Linked DNA regions of Mus musculus: region 1 is linked to region 2. The links are chromatin loops, found by intact Hi-C in ENCODE. Cell type or tissue: heart. All regions are shown on one strand. Links, peaks and the distances in the headings refer to the core of each region. The heading gives the core; the rest is flanking DNA.

Region 1 (11,742 bases), core at 2,508-10,507, 51 kb after region 2:
GTGCCTGGCCTGGGAGATGAACCAAGCTAGAATTAGGATGCCTGTCTTAGTTAGGGTTTGTATTCCTGCACAATACATCATGACTAAGAAGCAAGTTGAGGAGGTAAGGGTTTGTTCCACCAAAGGAAGTCAGGACAGGAACTCACACAGGGCAGGGACTAGGAGGCAGGAGCTGATGCAGAGGCCATGGAGAGTTGCTGCTTACTGGATTGCTTCCCCTGTGTTGCTCAGCTTGCTTTCTTATAGGACCCAGGATTCCCAGCTCAGGGATGGCGATACCCACAATAGACCCTCCCACCCTTGATCACTAATTGAGAAAATGCCTTACAGCTGGATCTCATGGAGGCATTTCCTCAAGGAAGGCTCCTTTCTCTGTGCTAACTCCAGCTTGTGTCAAGTTGACACAGAACCAATCAGTACAGATGCCTATGTTGAAATGGAGCTAGGTGAGTAGAACTTAGAGAGCAGGACTATCGAGAGTCTGGTATTTGCTTCGTACCTAGGGCTGTAGGAATGAGTGAGACCAACACAGAGTTCCTTTGCTAGTCACCAGTTAATATGGCTCTTTACTCCTTTTTTTTTTTTTTTTTTGTCCTTTTGAGACAGGGTCTCAGTATGCATTTCAGTATGACTAATCGCTAGCTCCCAATATATCTGAAGTTAGCCTCAAACACTTGATCTTTCTGCTTCAGCCTCATACGTGCTGGAATTACAGGAGTATGGCAAGCTTGACCTACATACTCCTTTAAAATATGCTAGGTATTGAACCCAGGCCTTTAAGTATGCCAAGCATATGTTATCACTGAATGCACCATGCTAATTATCAACAATATCCCCCAAAGGCCCCAGCCAACTGGGAAATCTTATAAAACTTAAAAGGTATGGCTTAGAGGAAGGAAGTTAATTCTTTGAAGGGCAATGTCTCTCTCTCTCTCTCCCCCTCCCTCTCTTTTTCTTTCTCTCTCTCTTTCCCCCTACCACTTGATCTCACTTCCTGTCCACCACGAGGTAACCTCATTGAGGCACTATGCATCCCTTCTATGACATACTGGTTTGACCCAAGCTCATTGTAAAACCTTCAAAACTGTGAGCCCAAATAACCATTTCCTTTTTTCCCCAGACAAGATTTCTCTGTGTACCCTTGGCTGCCCTGGAACTCACTGTGTGTTAGACCAGGCTAGCCTTTGAGATCACCCTGCCTCTATCTTCTGAGTGTTGGGATTAAAGGCATATACCACCACCACCACCACCCGCTTCATTTCCTCTTTTTAAATTATTATCTTCAGTACTTTGTTACAGTTGTGGAATGCTACCACAATAGTATATTGGAGCCAGATTGTAAGTAAAATTAAAAATAGTGTACTTCACTCTATGCACAAATTAAAGACTCATTGGTTAGTGCCTGTTTCTCAATTCAAAACGCATCAAGAATCTCAAACTTGAAAGAGGCCGGGGAGGTAAATTGGCCTTCCAAAACTAACAAAACAGAAAACACCACTATGCTCTGCCTAAATAACTTTTGAAGCATCAAATCTGCTTTAACTCAATTCATCGATGAATGTTATGGTGCCAAGGAAGCACTCTGCCATTGAGCCACACCCTGGACTATGATCCCTATTTCAAATGCAGTTGCCAAGGCAAGGCCATCTTTTATTTATTTATTTTTATTTTTAAAATTTTTAATAATTTACTTTTGTTTTCTGTGTATTGGTGATTTGATGGCATGTATTCTGTGTGAGCATGTCAGATACCCTGGTACAGAAGTTACAAGCAGTTGTGAGTGGCCATGTGGGTGCTGGGGAACCCAGCATCTCTGGAAGGACAGACAGTGCTCTTAACCACTGATCCATCTCTTCAACCCTTGGCAAGGACATCTTTTGGGAAGTTCTGCCAGCCAATATTTTTCTCTCACTCCAGCTGTTATGTCAATTGCCTTTGTACAGGCCAGTGTGTTCTATACGGAGACAGTTCAGCTCCTCTGAGTCTGGAGAGATCTCCCATGGATAGCAGTCCTGGGGAAGAGGTGCCTATCTTGAGAAATATAAAATTTACCTTTTCGATCTCTGCTCCCCACTTGCTTCTGGAAAGGCTGACATTCAGTTAGGAAGCATGTTTTGGGGCTGTTTTTCTTCAGAGAGCTGTGTAGAGGAGGCCCAAACAGTTGAATTTTGCATCTAATATACACCTATGCTGTGAAGCGTTGTCATTCATTTATTAGAAGAGAGTAAAAAGACCAAGTTGAATCCGGGTAGTAGGTAGTCCATTAGAATGTGAATTAATCTGACCCAGCCATGTCTCGCCTGTAGGATGGGATGGGTAAGTGGAAAGTCCTTACTCTCAAATCTAGAGCCGAGCTTTTCTGGACAACTGGGCAAGTCACAGTGTGGGCAGATTCTCCAATGAATCACTTACTGCTCACTCCAATCCACCATTGCTACTTCTATGTTTCACTGTCTCACTTAGACTGGTGCCTTTTAATTGACCCTTTTGTGATGATGAGTATACCCTCTGCATTCTCTGCACAGCCACTAGCTCAATGTTGCTACTTAGAACTAAAAACAGAGCTGAGAAATTGAGAGGCTAAAGCTTTCCTTTTATGTATTTGGGTTCTTTTTGGGCAGAGGATAAAGAATTTCTTGGCCTTGATCTTATCTTCTTAGAGTCATGACTGCAGGAACACACTACTATGTTGGTTTTAGTTAATTACTTAATGATGTGTGTGTATGTATGGTGAACATGGATGTGTGCATATTGTGTGTGTAGACACTAAAGGACATCTTTCAAGGGTTGGGTCTTACCTTCCACCTTGTTTTGAGTTGGAGTCTTTCTTGTTTTTCTTGTCTTGTGCCTTTGGGATACCATGGCCCTCTTTTACTGTCTAATTAGTGGGAATATGAATTTGAAGTTCTATGGGCTACTGGTATCATTGGACAGAACACACAAGGTCTAAGACCACCTTTGGCCACGTCCATCTTTGTTGGAAGGCCGTGCTATTTAAGGTTGCAGTCCATGTCCAAGCTCAGTGCAAAACGGAGGGCTCCTTTTCTCAGCAAGGCTGTTTCTTCTCTGCCTGATCTTATCTGGAGAGCATGTTTAAGCACAAGGGTGTGACTGTATCTAGAAGATGACTATGCACAGAGCTTCTTGCAAGTACAGCATGATTCAGCACATAAATCCTGATTAGCCCTTCCCACCCTGTGATAACTAGGTACAGTTTCTGACCAGTTAGTCCTTCCCACCCCCCCCCCAGATTAATCAATCAATCAATCAATCAATCAATCAATCAATCAATCAATCAAACAAACAAGAGGAAAGTCCTATAGCCTCTGGCCAGATTACAGGTTCAACTTATCTTCTAGTAAGAGTTCCTCTTCATATAAATGAAGCATTCCCAGGTGTCCACCCTAGTCAATAATATATATCTTAAAATTTCCTACCCATTCCCCAAATCTATATAGTCCTCATTCATTTCCAATAAAGTTAAGCTGTCTTGCTGAAGCTGACCCCAGAAGTCAATCATCCTTCCATTGTCTGTACCCTGCCCCCTGCTTCTCCTTTTGTCCTGGCAGACTGGTGACTAACAGAGGGGAAGAGAGGGTCACACATCTTCTTTTGTTTTTGCCCCCCACCCCCATGGGGTTTCTCTGTGCAGCTCTAGCTGTCCTGGAGCTTGCTTTATGGACCAGGCTGACCTCCAACTCAGAGATCCACCTGCATCTACTGCCCACGCACTGGGATCAAAAGGTGTGCGCCACAGCTGCCTGACTTCATCTTCATGATGCTAATCACTCACCTTCCAGATGAATTTCCCTTCTGACCCAGAGCTTCCGTTTGCACTTACTTCCCTTAGCATTCTGTGCTGCACCTCACAGACATCAGTGTATATGTGAGAAAGCACACAGTACTGTCCCTGTTTATCTGTGGGGGATTGGTTCAATATGTTCTATAGATAAAACAAACCTGCACATACTCAAATCTGTATAGTCTCAGGTCTCATATACTAAATGACATCATATCTGTGTATACACTAAATATATCCTCTTGTAAGCTTAATATTGTCAATAGAATACTTATAGTATCTAATATAAAGGTTGCCATATATATATATATATATATATATATATATATATATATACCTACCATAGGGAATAAGGAAATGGGAGGCTATAAATATTTAATATCATGTAACCTCTATGAGCAACAGTGCAACATTTTCAGTTCAGGCTTAGTTAAATCTACTGAGATTGGTTGATACAGAGGTCTGGCTATAATTCCAACAGATTTTATTATTAAAAGAACTGGCAATAACTTTTATTTCAAATAACAAGCCTCCAAAATGACATCTGATTAATAAATATTCAATGGAAAAACCAAGTAAAAATGTTTTTCCGGTTGTAAAATTTATTGGAAAGCCTTTCAGGAGAGCCATCTGGAAGGTGTGAGTCCACGTGTGGGAGAGAGGATTTAATGAGATGAGCCATTATAATCGCCTTGAGCTATCCACACAGCCCTTTGTCACAGGGCTTGCTGATTTATTTTGTGTACCAACATCAAGGAGTAGTTGAGAAGGTAGCAAAGAGGAGAACTGACAGTAAAGGGTTTGGGAAGAGCAGATGCCAGGAGCAGCAGGGAAAAGTGATCCAATACACAAACAGTTGAGCTCTTTCAAACCGAACTAAGGGCTTGGAAACATAGTTCAAGTCGGGCGTGGTGGCACACCCCTTTAATCCCAGCACTCGGGAGGCAAAGGCAGGTGGATTTCTGAGTTCGAGGCCAGCCTGATCTACAGAGTGAGTTCCAGGACAGCCAGGGCTACACAGAGAAACCCTGTCTCGAAAAACCAAAAAAAAAGGAAACATAGTTCAGTGGAAGAGCGAGTGCCTGCCTAGCATGTGTGCCGTGCTGGGTTTCATCTCTAGTACTAGTTAGAAACTAAAAATAAACCAAATTAAAGCAAGCCAAAACAACGATAACAACAACAAAACACCCAGAAGTAATACATGAATTAGTTCAAGGAATCAAACCTATAGTTGGAAGGTGTGCCCTGTATTCCAGAAAACAAACACACAATCTATCAGAAAAGGACAAATGATATCAACTCCCTTTACTGTGCAAGGTCTTTCATGGCTTCTCAAAATCTGCCACTTATCCTGAGGATGCCCTCTGGGGCTGAGACTGGCATGGCTCACTTGGCTCACTTTCATCTTACTGCTTCTCCAGGGCTCTGATAGCAGCCACACCACGGTGGTGGATGATGGGATGACACATAAAGCTAGTGTTGGTTGTTTAGTTAGTTAGTTAGTTAGTTTGTTATGGTCACCAGCTAGAGGCATCTGAGAACATTCCTCCACTAGATTGGCTTAGAGACAAGTCTGTGGGGCTTTTCCTTGGTTGATGTGGGAGGGCCTATCTGTAATGCCCAAAATTAACCTGTAAGCTCCACCTGCCAAAGGACCAGGTACCTTCCTGAAATACTGGGAGTTGTGGTTCTGGAAAAATAACAGAAAGCAATCAAAGCCTGATGGGAAAGCACCATGGCTTATGGGTTTGCCTTTAGAAGCCACTGCTTATAGATGAGGCCATTGATCTGGAAAATTCCAGGGAGTGGTCCTGATCCAAGTCCACCTCTTGGTCAGTATTTAATATTTAATAAAGCTTGCTTTAAATGCTGCCCAAAATAGTGAAACTGGTTTTTCTCTGGCAAATCTCAGGATTGTACTATGGGGGTTGCCATCTCAGGCCAGGTGGTGCTGAGTTGTTTAAGAAAGCAGACAAGTTGGGTGGTGGTGGTGGTGCATACTATTAATCCCAGCACTTCAAGGCAGACCTGGAGGTGGAGAGCTGGATCTCCGAGTTTGAGGTTAGCCAGGAAGAGCAAGCAGGTCAGTAATCAGTGTTTCCCCATGGTCTCTGCTTCAACTTTTGCCTTGATTCCCTTCATGAATGACTATAAACTGGAAAAGCCCCTTTCCTTCCCAAGTTGCTTTTGGTCTTGCTTTGAGTCTTATCACATCAATTGATACCGGGGCAGATCTGACCATGTTCCGTATCCCATCATCCGGGTGTAGGGTGGGAGGGAAGTGCTGATTGTGGAAGTGTTCAGAACGTTGGCCTGGAAAAGCCATTGAGTTCTCAGAGCCTAATAAGCTATTGTGGGAGCTTAGAAGGCAATGCTCTACAAAGTTCAGACAATGGAGGCCTGGCTTGTGAAACTTCAGAAGGAAGTTTGAGTGTCTCTCAGAGCCCCTAGCAGGGCAGTTCATGTGGCGGATTTAAAGTAATCCTCTGGAGTGTGTGGTCAGCTAGGGATGCCGAATCAGTCCTCCAGGATCAAGACAAGATCAGGACGACTGGAGTGAAAGCTTTGCTTCACTGCAGTGGTTCTTAAGCTTGCTAATGCTGACCCTGTAACACAGTTCCTCATGTTGTGATGACCCCTCACAAAATTATTTTTGTTCCTACTTCATGACTGCAGTCTTGCTATTGCTATGAATTGTAATGTAAATATCTGATATGCAGGATATCTGATACATGGCCCTTGTAAAAAGGTTGTTTCATTCGACCCTAAAGGGGTCATGTCCCACGTGTTGAGACTGCTGCTTTAGTTGGACGATTGCTGCGGGTCAGCTGGAGCTGAGAAATCAGCTATGGTTAAGAGGAAACCAGTATTAAGAGGAGACTAGTATCATTGAGGTGAAATCTTTTGAAATTCTTTCCTCAGGGTTAGCACACAAATACTGTGGCCTAGAGAGTACCAAGGTTTCATCTCATGCTGGCAGCTGAATTTCGAGATGTGTAAGAGTCTCCTAGGTGCTCCTGATTTTGAAGGCATGCAGGGTCTCGGAGAACAGCTGAGGCTTGGCACTGTGAGGCCAGGAGAGGTCATTGTGAAGGTGCAGCCCAGATTCGCAACTGTGAGCTACAGGGTTTAATTTACACTGTTGAATTTTGGTTTTGCTTTGTTTGTGACTATGTCCTGGTTCATTCCTCTTAAAATGAAAGTATGTAATTTATTTTTCATTTTAAAGGAGTCCACAGTTGAGAGTTTGGGCTTCTTAAAAATTTTTATTTTTATTGTTTTGTGCATTGGCATTTTGCCTCCATGTATGTCTAGGTGAGACTGTCCGACTTAGAGTTACAGACAGTTGTGAGTTGCCATGTCGGTGCTGGGATTTGTACTTCAGTCCTTTGGAAGGTGTAGTCAGTGCCTTTAACCACTGAGCCATCTCTGTAGCCCCAGGAGTTTGGACTTTCAAGGAGACTTTTTTTTTTTAATAGAACTTGGACTTTTACAGTGTTACAGACTTTATAAAGTTCTGCTTTGTTTTATTTTGTGATATTAACATGGATCCTTAGGGACAAACAAGAAAGGAAAGTTTATGGTTTAATAGTGATGAGGTTGTGTATCAAGGTGAAAAGAAAGTCAATTGGCTAATGTTTTGTCAACTTGATACAAAGTCATCCGAGAAGGAACTTCAAATTAAGAAAACGCCTCTGTCACACTGTAGGCCAGTCTGTGGGCTGTGTGGTGTCTTCTTGATTGATGCAGGCAGTGCCGTCTATGGGCAAGTGGTTCTGGCACAGGTAAGGATGCACACTGAGCGAGCTAGAAGTTAGACAGTGAGGAGGTCCTCCATGGCTTTTGAGTCAGTTCCTGCCTTGAGTTCCTGCCCTGGCTTCCCTTCCAAATGGACAACTGTAAAATGAAATAAACCCTTAACTCCCCGAGTTGACTTTGGTTATGGTGTTTTATCACCATAATAGAAAACACACTGAGACAAACCTGATAGTGTCCATGAAGCATTTTCCATCCTGTTCCCGATCTTTTTTTTTAAAGATTTATTTATTATGTTAGTATAGTACACTGTAGCTGTCTTTAGACACACCAGAAGAAGGAGTCAGATCTCATTATGGATGGTTGTGAGCCACCATGTGGTTGCTGGAATTTGAACTCAGGACCTTCAGAAGAGCAGTCAGTGCTCTTAACCGCTGAGTCATCTCACCAGCCCTGTTCCCAATCTTTAAGAGTGAGGTCTAAGTGCAAATGTACAAAGTCGTGTGATTGAATCTTCTACTTTAGTGTTTTCATGATCACTGAAAAGATAACCTTTGAAACAGAGTCTCAGATAGTCTAAGCTGGCTTCAGGCCTCTATTGCTAAGGTCAGTCTTGACAGAACTGTCCTCCTGCCTCTGCCGCCCAAGTGTTGGAATTAAAGGATTATAGTTATATGCACTGCTTGGCACAGAAGATATACTTTAACCACTTATGAAGCAGTGATATCAAGGTTCACATTGTGCTCAGAGCATTTTTTTCTTCTTCCCACATGTGCTGTTTTGTTTGGCTTCTGTTGGCCTATTTGGAGTGACCAAAGTACATTTGGAACTGTGGTCTGGCCATGCCATCACGGCCTTGGCTCTCACTATGACCTGTGAAGCAGTGCTGTGTCATGATGGGATGGAGGTGTGGTGCATCATTGCCCTGCCTCTGAGATTTGCTTGTTTTTGTGAGGGGACAGATTCACAGTGTGTGTGGTGTGCATGTCAAGGCCTGAAGTAGACATCGGTTGTCTTCTTTGGAGACCCTCTACTTAAATGTGCTGAAACTGTGCCTCTCACAGAACCCAAGGCTCACCAGTTCTGGCTAGTTTGGCTAGCCTGCTTGTCGTACAGACTGTTGCCTTACATGAGAGGACTGCAGAGCTGCCACACTTGCCTGACTTTTATTTAAGTTCTGGAGACCCAAACTCTGGTTCCCCATGCTGACACAGCAAGCATTTTGTCCACTGAATCATCTCCATAGTCTAGGGACTCCTGCTCTAAAACTACATGAACTAGTCTTCCAAACATTGCAGGTGACAGGGGTAGGTTGTGAAGGAGGCATGAAGACAGAGAGCCCTCCAGTGAGGGCTTATGATAGCAATGGCCAGCGTGTCCATTTTCTTAATTTGCCAATTCCTTTCAATAGTAGTATATTCTAGTTTGTGTGTATAAATGTTTTGTTCCCATATACGTGTGCCATTTATATGCCTGGTGCCCGAGATGACCAGAAAAGGGCATCTGATTTCCTGGAACTATAATTAACAGGTGGTTGTGAGTTGTCTTGTCAATGCTAGGACCAAACTAGAAGAGCAGCTGGTGCCCTTAATTGCTGAGCTGTCTTTATAAGACCCCTTAGTTTCTGATTTGGCAAGAATAGCCCAGATCCTTGATGTTTTAATACCTTGTCAAATGTGAAGGTCTGATTTTGGAGGCGTTTATTAAACTTCGTGGATATCTGATTCTCTGAAACCCTCCAAGTTCTGTGATTCCTTATGCATGCCTGTACATAGTCCTGGGTATAGAGGTGTCCATGAACAGAATGCTCCTGCTTGTGTGGAGGCCACCGGTTTAACCTTGGGTGTCATTCCCCAGGTGCTATCCACTTTGTTTTGTGAGACAGGTTCTTTGATTTGATTCAGAGCTTATCAATTAGGCTGGGTGCCAGAGAGCCCCGAGGTCAGGTTTTGTCCTTAGCACTGGGATTATGAGTGTGTGCTACCACTGGTTTCCCTGGGGGCTCTGGCTTTTTTCCCCTTTCTTTTCTTTCTTTCTCTTTCTTTCTTTCTTTCTTTCTTTCTTTCTTTCTTTCTTTCTTTCTTTCTTTCTTTCTTTCTTTCTTTCTTTCTTTCTTTCTTTCTTCCTTCCTTCCTTCCTTCCTTCCTTCCTTCCTTTCTTTCTCCAAGACAGATTTCTACTCAAAGTCAGAGATCTGCCTGCCTCTGCCACCTGAGTGCTGGGGTTAAAAGCATGTGCCACCACTACCCGGTTGTAACACATATCTTTATCTTGTGTTGCAAGCATTTTACCATCTGAGCCATCTCTCTCCAGCCCAGGCCTGTGATTCTTGGCCAAGGTTGTCTTGGCATAACTGAACTGGCTCCACACCTTGTCTAATTTCCACAGGTACTGGGGATCTGAAATCTGTTTCTCCTGTGCTCGCAGCAGGCAGGCACTCCTACCCTCTGAACTTACCCGCCCCAAGCCCAGTTTATAGATATCGGCGCAAGCATTAAAAAAAAAACACGACAGGACACCAAGAACGCTTTATTAATGTTTATTTCTAATAACAAGAAACAGAACATCAGTCCCTTATTTGTACAAAAATACCTGAAAGTTTACAATTAGGTTCACGAGCCAAAGAGCTATATAGCACAAGGTGAAGCAAAGCACGCGGGATAAAGGTTTTGTCTATTAGTTAACACCCTCTGCATTCCCTGAAAACGGTTACATGTCAGGTCATTTTACCGGTCACTGCAGTTTGCACTATGACATCACAAATCTACGATGAGCTAGAAGCGCCCTCGGAGGCACAGCGATCGAACAGGCTGTCAGGTATTTAAGTGCAGAAAGGGGAAGACAAAACATCTAAGCTGAGGCACATATTTCTTCAAAGTTTAAGCAAACAATAAAAGAAAAAAGAAAACACGTTTGGAAACTCTTAACACCTAATAATAGAACAGAGTCTACCTATTAAAACCCTAAAAACCCAAAGCATTTGGCAGTTTCCTTCTCAACTTAGTCCAGGTGGTTACACGGAGTCGTCATTTAGAAAAGAAAATCACAGGCAGAGATTACAAAGTCAAACAGGCTCCAAAACAACCCTGAGCTGTCCCCTTTACATTCATGTCAATTAAATACAAAAATAAAAGTCAATTGTCCTTCAGTCTCTGATTAGGGGGGCTGGGAACCCGCTAACCTAGGGACCAGCTGTTTCAGGTGGAATTCCCAGCTGCCTGTGCAAAGGGCTGGCGATCTCGGGGCCACTGAAGTCTGCTACACTCAAGGTGGGTGGGTTGCAGCCTTCAACAATTCACTTCGGCAAGGGAAGTACAAAGTTCTACGTCAAACCAGCTACGTACGAAATTGTGAACCAGAGTCAAGCCTATACTTCCTCTTAAATAAAATGCATACTTATAAATATGAGATCCACATCCTAGTTGTCTACTGTTGAGACGAAAGAGAAATGGATTCTGCACTGTGGGGACCGGTCTGTGTAAACTGGAAAAAGAAACCCTAGGGTTGTTTGTTGTCTGTAAAAGTTCTGACCTTAAGTCAGCAAAAAGAAATGAGCACGGTAAAACTGAAATGTCTGTTATCTGTCTGTAAGGGGAAGATCAGTGGGAGCCTGCTGCCAGGTATGAACTTGAGAATTCTCTCATTGTCAACTTAACGATTAACTAGTTTCGAAAGAAAGAGAAATGCATTTGAGCACTTATGCATAAAAAATGGTTAACTAAAAAAAAGTCAAAAAAGATTAAAATGAAAAAAAAGGAAAAAAATTCTTCATTTGTTGTAATAACATCTCGTGGAAACACGGTTGCATGGTCTGTGAACTACAGTGTTTCTCTACTGTGGGCCAGCTTGCCACTGGCCTGCTTTACAAAGCGCTGTCATATCTATCTTCCACTATGCTGTCAACCATGGCAAATCAGAAGTGGCTCCCTGGGGAGCACTTCAATGAGTCGGGACAGGCAATCTAGTGGCTAACTCAGGTATGTAGCAGACTTTCTGGGTGGTATCAAGAAAGGGAAATGTGTTCACCACCGTTGTTGTCTGTGTGTTTCTCAAGGCAATCCTGTCTGCTACTCTCATGCCTGATAAATCATCAAGGGGACAACAGAGGGTCCTTCATGGAGCTCAGGGGACCCAATGATAACTCCGGCCACCTTCTGACTCCTCTCTCTCTCTGACTCCTCTCTCTC
Region 2 (11,742 bases), core at 1,326-9,325:
TGCAGCCATTCAGGGATAAAGAAGCCAGCAGATCCGTCTTCAGAGGCATGACCCAGAATTATTTGGCGTGAATTCACCAAGGACGGCCATGAACCCCCGATCCTCCTGCTTCCTCCTCTCAACTGTTGGTATTACAGGTGACTCTCAGCCTCCCTAACTCTAGTAGTTCATTTTTATCAGCTTCCCTACTTACAGTGACCTAGTTATGACAAAGGGACATATTCAAAGACTTTAAAAAAGAATGGTTTGAGCCACAGGGACTGCTGGCTTGCCCACTCTAATGCATTAGAATGAACAAGAATTACATTCTCAGGCCCACTGGAGCCCTGCTGAGCTTGGCTCTCTAGGGGCAGAGGCTAGGAAGCCATTGAGAACAAATCCTCTCTGGGAGCTTCTGCAGACTGCATGCAACACGCGCTGCATCTCCCATCACCAAGATGCCAGGCCTCTTTCCCAGACAGAGACTGTTTACCTTTCAGGGGAAAGGGGACTTTGCTAATGTGATTACATTAAGAACCTTGACTTGGAAAGATTACCTTGGATTATCGGAGTGGACCCAATCCTATCACATGGGTCCTTAAAAGTGGAGACCCGATTTCACATCTGCAGTCAGAACATGACAGTGAGAGAAAGGTCAGCGAGATGGAATGCAGCTGCTTTGGGAGGTGGAGATGGGAGTAGCAGGCCAAGGAATTCCAGAAGGCTTTAGAAAACTTGAGGAGGTGGGGGAAATGGATTTTCCCCTTGGGCTTTTAAGATGACAGTCTTGATTTTAGTTCACTAAAACCTAGGCCAGACTTTCAGAACCATAGGATAAGAAATGTATTTAAAGCCACTAAGTTGCATGTAGCACCCTTAAGAAAGAGACCATACATTGGAGGTTAAAATACATGGGAAGTTAAAACAAATAGTCCCAGGACAACAAGACAAGGGTCTTGCTTCCTAGTTTACTTTGTCCATAGCAGACATGTGATCTTCCACAAAGGCATTCTTTTGTCAGCCTCAGTGCTCTCATCCATAAGATATGTGGAGCTATCACTGCTTATCAGAGCTTCTGAAAAAACTATATGTTACACACACACACACACACACACACACACACACACAAACTTCTTGATTCTAAGGTTAGTAATACTTTCTCAGTGTTAAAACCATGAACTTGACATGAGAAAAACAACATAAGGAGGGCTGCTGAGTTAATGGAGTTCATTGTCTGTGTTACAAAATGTTTTGTAAAGATTCACATTTGCCAGGGCATGATGGGACATTCTTTTAATCCCAGCATTTGGGAGGCAGAGCAGGTGGACCTCAGAGCTCAAGGCCAGCCTGCTCCACATAGTGAGTTCCAGGCCAGGACTACATAGTCAGACCTTGTCTTAAAAAAAAAAAAAAAAAAAAAGCATAAATTCCAATCATTCACTCTGAAGATCCTGGTGGAATGGAAAATTCACCACGGCTGTCATTTGCATCTGTTGTGTGCCCTCTTGTAAGCTCTACAGTTGTTCCTGATGAATACAGAGAATGAATTAAATGTATGCATAGACATAGCAGAAGCCTTAGGTAAGCTGTTGGCAAACAGACAAATAACACATACAGCCAAGTAGCACATACAGCCATCGAAGCATGGCCACAGCTGTCACTTGTGGTAAAGATAGGATTCTGTGGTGGCCGCAAGACCTTAGGTTCTAGAATACACAGACACAAGGTCTGTAACTCCCAAGCAAGAAGCTGAGTGGTATGTTATTAGTTGTTTTGGGCCTCAGTTTCCTTGATTGTCAAATGGAGTGCCTAATTCACAGTGAGAAGTCAGTGTGTCTGGAAAGTGCCTAGACATGGAGGTCAGCAATGGGTACGCCAACATCTACCTATGCTTTAGCTTTAGTTCTATATACCAGAAGAGCCAGTGGAGATGAGTGCTCATGGGAAACAGCACCAGGATCTAAATCCAGATTCCATCAACTCTCCAAGAGCATACTTCCCCGGCTTTCCTGTTCTCTGGAAGAAACCTAAAGGCACGGCCAAAAGCAACGTGGGCGCCGCTTTCTGTTTGCAGCTGTGGTCCTTTGTGGAGCCCATACTCCCAAAAGTCTGCCTTCCCGCTTTCCCCGCCTTACCTGGATCACTCCTCCCCCTTCCCCAGCTCTTCCAGCCAAAAAGGCCTCTGGCAGCTCCAGCATCTTCCCCAGCCAGTCCATCATCACGGTCTCCAGCTCTGTGCACGCTGGGCTTGCAGCCTGCAGTGGGGGTTGGGGGAGAAAGTGAGCAGCTAAGCCACAAGGCAGCTGGCCTCCGCACAAAGGAGTGACACAGGAAAGCATTGTTTCTTTGGTGGTTTTTATTTGATCAATTTAACAAAAAGTTCACATTTTTGCCCCCCAAATCCACCCTTGGTGGGGAATTAATCCCTTGGTTTCTGGGATTTGAGTGTGTCTCCCACATTCATATGTTGAAACCTGAACCCACGATGAGAATATTAAGAGGTGGGGGAGTTTACGGGTCAGCCAGCCTGTGTGGCTCCTTGCTCGTGAACTGATGGAAAGTGGGTCGTCTCGGGAGTGGATTAGATGGAAACAAGGAAGTTCACTCCAAGAACAGAAGTTCTTGTCTGTTTCACGCATGCCTGCTGCCCGCTGCATATTCTCTGCTGCGATCACACAGCAGGCCTTGCTGCCAGATGCCAGTAGCATGTTCTTCACACCCTCGAGTAGACTTCTAATGTTTATAAAGGATTCAGGCTACAGCATTTTGTTCTCCCCCTGAAAATGGATCGAGACAATGCTATGTTCTCATTTCCCAGAGATCCCAGGGCGCCTCAGGGGTTGGCTCTGCCAGGAGGCCTGGAAGCAGAGCCTGGGCCTGACAACACTGACAGAGCTTTACAAGGAAGACATTTCTCTCTCTTCCTCATCTCCTTCCAGATGAGATCCATCAGGGATCCATGAGGGTAGACCTCTATGGGCCCCTTTTGAGTTACCCCACCAATTGTATCATCTCCCCATGACAGGTCACAGGGTATAAGCTGAGAGCGTTCCCTGGATGCATCATCTTCCCCAGCCCACCACATACACAGCCATGGTTCTTTAAGAGCTAATGCTGAAACAGCAGCCCAGTTCCTGAGGAGTTTAGGGCCAATGCCTGGCTAAAACCCAAATTTAAACTCTTTCAATCTCAGGTGGGCCTCAAATGCCTGAACTCAGTCTCAGATATAGCTTCTTTCATTCATCCAGATTGGTGTAAGGGGGATGGCACCATGCCTGCCTGCTTGTGCTCGGTGTGCTTGATCATATAACAGAACAATATAAAAAGGTCTACTAGAAGACCCTCCTCCATGGCCAGGAGCAAATTTTATAGGGCAGGATGGAGCCAAGAAAACAGGTACTGCCTACTTTCTTCTGCTAGGCAACATCAGATAAGCCACTCATCTCATGTAGTCTTTTAATTCCCCAGTGATTTGGTGTCTGGCTTCTCTCCTCTCATTGCACACAGAAAGTAGCTAGCTGGGTACTCTCAGGTCCAGGCAAAAGTGACTTGAGCCTCCATTTATTTTGGGTCTTTACCTAAGGGGCACAACATGGTGACCAGGCTGCTCTTGTGCATTCTGGAATTATGACACATTGATGACAAGAGGAACTGAGGACTTTCCCCCTGCTGGTTAGATGGTTATCCCCATCCTGCTGGGTGCTACTGCAGCCAAGCTAATGCTAATTCTCAGTATAGGAGCCAACATTCCATGTTATGAACCACAGCTATCAAGCAACACAACCTCTGTGTCAGGCTCTTCCTCAACCAAGACCATCCTAGAAAAGCAGATAAGTCAGAGGTTGATTTTGGGTCTCCAGACAAATATATGCAGTGGCTTTTGGAGCAGCAGAATGACACCAATGAAACCTGCCACAACAACATTTAATGAAAGAAAAGGATACACTCATCCTAGGCTTGGTCTATAGAAGAAGGCCCCAAGTGCCTGACCTAAGAGCAATGGCAACAGTTCAGCAAGAAGGCCATCTCAGCTCTTCCCATGAGCTGTGACTCCCACTAGCCCAGCCCCTCAGTATCCCAGCTGGAAGAAAATCAGGTGCCATGTGGTAAAGCAGTCAGCTCAGCTGGGCCCTGATGGCTGCTGAGAATTCATAAGCACAAGAATCTAAGGCACAAATATGAGAGACACTCACTCTCTATCTAGAGAGCCCAAGACAGTTCTAGGCTTTGAGGAATTCTTCATGGAGTGAGCAGGCTCAGAACCTGAGAGCCAATGACATCTGCTTCAAATCTTGCCTGAAGCACACAGCTGGGACACAGAGCTCAGGGAGACCTAGGCCAGATGCCTTCAGTAGGGAACTTTCTAAGTCTTTACTCCATGTAGAAGAGGACCTCACACAGGGAGGGGTGAGTAGCCTGTAGGCAGGCATGGGCCTATTTTTAGCACTTTTGCTCTGCCTCCTTGCCCATCAGATAGGCTGGACAGTAGGCTGGTGGGAGGCCGATGAATGAGTCAAGGGTAGGAACCGTCTCCAAAGTCAGAGTGCATAGCAATCTTCTGGTCTTGGGGGAATGGAAGCTTCACAACCTTGAACTGGGATTTTGATTCAAATCAAGTGGTTATTAAAAACAACAACAACAAAAAAAAAAAAACAAAACCAAACAAATAGAAACCAAAAAACAGTACTATGCTGAATCCTCTTCTCTTCTCTTCTCTTCTCTTCTCTTCTCTTCTCTTCTCTTCTCTTCTCTTCTCTTCTCTGCTCTGCTCTGCTCTGCTCTGCTCTGCTCTGCTCTGCTCTGCTCTGCTCTGCTCTGCTCTGCTCTGCTCTGCTCTGCTCTGCTCTTCCTTCTCTTCTCTTCTCTTCTCTTCTCTTCTCTTCTCTTCTCTTCTCTTCTCTTCTCTTCTCTTCTCTTCTCTTCCTTCTCTTCTCTTCCTTCGCTTCTCTTCTTTCCCTTTTCTCCTCTCCCCTTCCCCCTTCTCCTCCATTCCTTTCCTCTCTCCTTGCTTCTTCTCCTTTCCTCCCTCTCCCCTCTATCTTTCTCCTTCTCCTTCCTCCCTCTCCCATATTCCACTCAGAATTTCTCTTCCCTTAGAAACTTCCTCCCTGGGACCCAAGCTCTGCTTTCTGCAAAGTAGCCCTGCTACCTACAGGTGACAGAGCCACCTGTTTCTGTCCTGTGTGCAAAGGGATCACCGTCTCATGCAAGAATAGACCCCACCACAGTGTCTTGGAGATACTCACCCAGGAGAAACCAATGCAGCCAATAGCACCACACAGCATGTCTGCAAGCATAGCTGGGTATGAGCTAGCCGTGGGGAAGTAAGCGAAGAAATAGGGACTGTGCCAGTGTGTCACCTGTGGGGAGGAGGACAGTTACTCTAGGACAAAGTGGTGAATTCCTCAAGGTACCTGTAGAAGGCAACTTGGGCAGAGTTTCTCAAGTTCAATCATCCTATACTTTCTGTCTGAATTTCACCCCATTATCATTACAGTAAACAGACTTCCTGTTTGTGCTTCAATATCTTTGCTAGTCAAGAAGGAAATGCTGTCTTCAGAAGATAATGTAGGAATTATTATATTTTTTTCATAACACGTGAAGTCTCTAGGTAGGAGCGACAGCAATACCTCTTTGGGTTCTTCCTGGGTTCTCTGGACAGGGAAAGCACTGCACCACACAACCGAGATCCTAGTGCAAAAGGCTTGGTTTTCTCAAAGCTGCCCTAGCAAATTCAGTTGCTTTTGTCTATTTTGGTTTTTTTTTTAATACCCAATTTTTAAAAACAATTTTTTTTTTTTTTTTTGGGTATTGTCCCTTTCCACTGTCTTGTACAATCTGGTCCATCTAACAATCAGTTCCTTTAAGAAGAGCTGTTGCTACCTCGGTTTCTCATAATAGCCACAATCTCCCCTGCTTCCTCTAGCACAGAAGAGGAAAACAACCTACTCCGTGCCAACCCTGACTTAGGTACAGTGGAAAAGCTCAGACTGACAGGGAAAAGAGCCTCATAGGTGGTGATCTTTGGAATCCCTAAGATGGTGGGAACCAGGATAGTGGTAAGGACACACAGACCAATATTGGCTACATGAGCAGTCTTTCCCTTGCAATGTGTAAGTTGAAACAACATCTCCAGCCCCAAATGGCAGTATTAGGAGACAGGGCTTTGGCAAGGTACGTAGATCATGAGAGTGGGGCTTTGTGATGGGATTTGGGCTCGTATAAGGAGATATGAGACTGATCATAGACTAACAATTCCAGAATTTATAGAGGGCACGGACTGTATCCATTTGGAAAGTTTGAACACAAATCCCACCCCACCACCGAATTTCATTAAATAAAAAATTCCACTTTTGAAATATTGAAAGTTGATCTTCTGTGTGGTGGTTTGTAGCAGGCTAAGGAAACATTTCTCTCTGAAAAGTTCAGAATGCTTATATGGTTCTGATCAAAAGATTCTGGAAAAATGGTCCACTCCTGATTTCCCAAAACCAGAAACTATGTTTCTTTCTGCATCGCTAGCCAGGTGAGACTATTTCTGACTTTTCTCCTCCAGATTCTAGTCAAATAAATGTTTCTTTTTCAGTGATTATAAGACAAAACTCTGAGGGTTTTAAGATCTCTGAAATCAGGATATATTTTCCAGTGTAAGGAACATGTACTCAGAAACTCTCCTCTGTACAAAGTACAAATTTCTGTGATGAGGCACAGTCTTAGGCTGGTATATATATATATATATATTTTTAAAGGATATGCCTGTCCTGGGGAAGAGATTTCACAAAGTGAACTGCGGGCAGAGATGGAAAAGAAGCATTCATTCTTCGCCAGAGTACAAGGAAAGACGATCCCTGAGAGCAGGAGGGGCCTAGATCCTGTCATTATAGAAGCTGCGAGCTCAAATCACTCCATGTAAACATTCAAGTAAAGATGAAAGTAGGGGTCTGCAGGATGTGAGGAGCATTGGGTGTCAGGCATAGAAGGAGCTATTAGAGGGGAGACGTTAAGTGTGGTGGTGGGGGAGGAGGAGGAGGAGACCAGAGCTAGCTCCCTACCACTGTGGGGTACAAAGCTGCTCTCTGTAACTTAAGAAGCCCTTATCTGAACCCAACCTCCACAAACTTGAGACATGTCGAAGCTGCCACGTCTACATTCTTTATTATAACATCTTGCTATGGCGTGGCTCTTAAGAATTCCTAAAGCTCCTTAAGTTTGAGGCTCACACCCCAAGGTGGCACTAGTGGGAGATACTAAGAGGCCTTTGCTGATGTGCCCTCAAAGGAGGCTGTGATGGCGATCCCCCGCCCCCCCCCCGCTCCCCGCCCCCCCCCCCCCCCCAATGCTTTCCAGCCCTGAAGTGAGTCGATTTCCTCTGCTGTGTGCTTCGGCCATGATGTACTGGCTCACAACCAGCTAAAAGCAACAAGACCAAGGAGTCCTGCAGCTGAACCTCCAAAACTACATGTCAAAATGAACCTTGTCCCCATGTAAGTTTGTCATTCCAGCTGTGTTACAGGGTCAGAAAGCTGACTAACACATTGCTTTTTTTTTTTTTTTTTTCATAGTCTTTGCAAAGATATAAACATGTCTTTTCTCAGTAAAACCACACTAGGCCTTTATGTGGCACGAGCAAGCCCCGATTAAGAAGATAGCCAACTAGGATAGCTCATTAAAAGCTGGAAGATTCCAGCAAGGCTCATTGCAAGTCTGTCTCCAGGCCTGGGAGTGGGACAGAGCCAGAGGGGGAAAAAAAAGTGAGAGTGGAAGAAAATCAGGGTAATGAAGAACAGGAAAGGGGGAGGGAGGGAGGGAGGAAGGGAGGGGGAGGGAGGGGCTGACAGTGAGTCTCGGAGGCTCTGGAGAACTTCACGGGCTGAGTGATGTGTTCAGCAGAGCAGGAGTGAGGCCCATGAGGCTTTAGGGAAAAAAAAAAGAATGTTCAGATAAAAACCAAAACATCTGTAGTGGTAACTCGCTTGTCTTTGCGGAAATGCCTTTATAAAGTGTAATTGCAAAGCCCCATAGAGGAAGAGGCCAAAGACTGCACAAAGGCAGAGGGCCAGAGGGCACAGATGGGGCCCAGGGCCTCAGTTTCTTTCAGGTACCTGGAGGCTCCACACTGTCTGCCGCCCTCCCAGGGTGAATCCTGACTGGAAAGCGCACTCCCCTGCTCTCCTCTCTGTGAATAGCCACAGAATGTGTGGGGTGGATAGTTCTACACTGGCTCTGCACAGCACAGACTCTTCACCTAACTTCTGGTTAACCACAGCTAGCAGGGGGCTGGCTGGATCTGTAACTTGGGGAGCTAATGCCAGAGCCTCTGCATTTTCCAGCTTTGCTCTGCACAGTAAATACTCCTATAGAACACAGACTCCTGCGGGAGGACCGCACATTTTTCCAGCACTGCGCTCCTGTATTCCTACTTGGCCTGACATTTGACTAGGCCTCCCTGTACTGGCTTTATGCTGAACGGCTTAGTTTATTTGCTCAACTCCCAAGCCAGAGCCAGAATTTTGAGTTATATTCAAAGAACAAATGCCATGGGAAATCTCCTTAAGATGAAACTTGACGAGGGCTATGAGAGATGTTCTGGAACCGAGGAGCTGCCTCTGAAGCCCAGGACTTTGGCTGACTATGCGCCTCCCCAGAGCCTCTGTGTTCTCTGTGAAAACAAGAGCAGACTGTCCACTCTGTCAGATCCCCTCCTGCCTACTCCTCGGTCACCTTAAAGTCACAACTAGTAAGCCCCAGTAGGGGTGTGTGCAATCCGCCAGTGTTACCAGCACCAGGCCCAGACTTCGTTCAGGAATTAATGATCAGGGTCACACCCATTTGTTCAAGGCCATGTTAAAGGATAGGCTTTTAGGTAAATTGCTTGCTGGGTAAAGTAGTACTCTGGAGACGGGGCACTGAGATTCACTGCAACCCTTTGATCCCTCTGACTATCAGGGATAGCTCAGCTATTCTGTGCCCTTAGGCAGAACCTGTGCACAACTGTCCATGCCCAAACAAAATGGAGCAAACATTTTCTGGGTACATGAACGTTAGCCTTTGGCAGATCTAAGAACGATGCAAGTACCTTTATTTAGGGTAATTAATTAAACTGCTTGCAATCGACCACTAGGAGCTTATTTTTTCGTGCTATCAAAGAATAACCCTCTAGGAACCCTGTATGGTGATGCAAATACTGGTCTTGGAGGCCTTGGAGAAAGCCCTTGCACTGCCTATGTAGTTTGGCTCTATCCTTTACTCTCCCATGAGAGCTTCATGGACCACCTAACTTCTCTAAACCTAAGCTGTCTCCGCTGAAAGCAAAACAGAGGTTAGTAGTTTCTCTTTAGCTTACGTGTTGTGGTGACCCCATGACACTGGAAGTACAGCTTTCAGGGGGTGCTTTATAGGCATAAGCCCAGCTGTTATTTGACCTCAAATCCATACTCACTTACCCCTGGCATGATTATCTTCTCGATGTCTTTGATTATGTCCTCGTATGTTTCTGGCTCCTGGGGGGCAGTGGCAGGGATCAGGGGCCGAAGATAGCCAGGCTCCACATCAGGGTACACTGGACGACCCTCAATGCCATCCAGATAGTCAGCTATATAATCCACCATCTCCTTGCCTCTCCTCCGGAATTCACGGGAATCCATGTTGAAAACTGCCGACAGAGAGAATAGAAATCAACCAATAAAACATTATAACTCTGAACTGGGCAGGGGGGTGAGCAAGTCCAGGGAGCAGAGATTCTATATCATAAAGACCCTCAGTCCCCAACCCAGCATCCCTTGCCACCTTCTATGTCTGGATGAGATAGACATGCCACTGGATCCACACAGTGCTGCACAATGACCACTCCACATCTCACAAGACAGTCAGCAGAAGACAGAACAGCACCCTCATTTAAAAATAAAAATATCACAGTAAAATGCAAGAAGCACACAGTTATGGATCCTTCCGACTTTAATGACAAATACTGGTTCCCATTCTGGCCCACATTCTGCCTGTATGTACCCTTTGTTAGCCATCTGAATGAGAGCCTTGCACTTCGAGCCCCACTTTTCAGCTGAGAAATGAAGACGGCCACGGCAGCCCCTGAAGAATGGGTAAGGGTAGGACCACAATCTCTGGAGGCTCAGCCGAGAGCCTAAGACAGCACAGCTCTGTCCAAAGCTAGAGATATATGTCTTTTCCTGGAATCCCATCTCCTGGTGACCTGCACCTTTGCCTATAATCTGCTTATCAGGATGGTACTTTCTTTATATTACCCAAGTCAGACACACAGGCAGCTATCAAGAGTTTGTGTTCGTTATCTTCTTCAACATTCCAAAAGTCTGAGTGAAGCTGACATACAGTCATTTTTCTACCAGGCACTTACTGCGGCTTACTTGGGCTGCAGATCATGAGACAAATCTTTTTGCAGTACATTTCTTCGAGAGTCGTTTTAAACAGTAAAATCACAAGAAAAACAGTAACAATATAAAAGATGAGGTCAAAACAGATTAGGGGGCGAAAGGACCCTTAATTTACATCACAAGAGCTCAAAACACAAGGCAGAGAAGCGCCTGGTTCAACCGCAGAGGGATTGTGAGCTTCTGATGATTCACGGAGTTCCCTGGCTCTGTGCTTGGTCAGGAAGGCATAGTGAGCCTTAAGTGAGGATTCAGATACAAGTTAGCATGCTGGAGAAACTGAGTGTCTCGAACTTATGTTTGGTAAAAATCAAATGTATTTGCAAAACAAGAAAGATAGACAACCTGCTAGAATCCTGTCCTCCCCATTTGTAACATGTCTTTCCTGAATAGTTGCTAAATTTGTGAGAGACAATTGAAAGCTAAACAAAGGATACATTTCTAAATCCCTCCCTTAGTCCAGAGCTTTGTAATTGAAGATGGATTTTCCATCAGAGTAAGTACTGGGGATGAGTCAAATCCATTGTGATTAGCATTGGAGCTGACCTTCATGTCCTGTTCCCAGCACTGCCCCATGCTCCCCATTGTCTGGGATGGGAGGGGGGCTGGACAGATTTTGTGATGTTAAATGCGTTCAAAATGATTCATCAGACACTTTTTTAAAATGGGAAGACAGATTTTTATTCAAGAGTACTGCATAGGGGAAAAAAGTTTGCCCTCAACTTTGAAACACCAGGGACAGATGGGGAGCTGTAGCCAAAGGGGGATTACTCAGGGCTTTCCGGAGGAGTGAAGCCCACCATATACATATACTTCTAACTACAAAAGGCGGTTTTTTGGGTTGACTCACATGCTCAGAGGCTGTTTCTTCCCACAATGGCTGTCAGCAAGCTGGAGGACTAGAAACAAGTTGGCACTTAAGTCCAAGAAACCGGAAGTCTCCGTACAGGATCCACCAATGGTCAACCAGAAATCAAAGCCCTGGAGGTACCACAGGGAGTCACTGGGTGTTGGTATTTATTGAGAGACGGAAGAAGCCAGAGTCTGATGTCCACCAGTCAGGACAGCAGCAAAAAACAGATACCTGCTAGGGCAGGGCAGTGGAACTTCCTCCTTCGGCCTTTTGATTCATCTGACCCAGTCTATTGGTGCTGCTCAGATGCAAAGCTAGTTCTTCTGTCAGTTCACTGACCACCCTCCAAGAGTTTCTGGTAATATTGTCCCATACGCACCAAGACATGTGCCTTATCAATTTCCTAGGTGTCTCTCACTCTAACCAAACAACCAAGGGCAATGATGATAGCACCCACTAAACCCAGTGAGTAAGAAAAATGACTGAGAGCATAGGAGTTAGTCTCGG

What was found. A loop is a pair of places that touch in the nucleus more often than their neighbours do. Peaks named below come from ENCODE experiments on the same cell type or tissue, not always from the same donor. Only the 100,000 strongest peaks of a DNase experiment are listed, where the experiment ranks them.
Region 1: a loop joins it to region 2, with 1.8 times the contacts of the local background. A loop is called at or near these places in 2 of 42 quality-filtered maps.

The regions. Positions count from the first base shown.
Region 1 is chr11:11,920,430-11,932,171 of GRCm38, forward strand. It overlaps Grb10 (growth factor receptor bound protein 10), which reads right to left. Exons shown (of 17, transcript NM_010345.4): 17 at 10,070-11,742. Among named protein-coding and RNA genes, the nearest start is that of Ddc, 28 kb to the left of the region's middle. In heart, for the core only: no CTCF peak of the experiment used is centred there; no DNase peak of the experiment used is centred there; H3K27ac peaks cover 3,402 bases.
Region 2 is chr11:11,871,020-11,882,761 of GRCm38, forward strand. It overlaps Ddc (dopa decarboxylase), which reads right to left. Exons shown (of 15, transcript NM_001190448.1): 2 at 9,423-9,631; 3 at 5,226-5,339; 4 at 2,115-2,234. The coding sequence starts at 9,623. It overlaps 1700042O10Rik (RIKEN cDNA 1700042O10 gene), which reads left to right. Exons shown (of 4, transcript NR_045178.1): 2 at 1-137. Among named protein-coding and RNA genes, the nearest start is that of 1700042O10Rik, 8.8 kb to the left of the region's middle. In heart, for the core only: no CTCF peak of the experiment used is centred there; DNase peaks (open chromatin) are centred at 2,162, 4,412, 7,862 and 8,592; H3K27ac peaks cover 8,000 bases.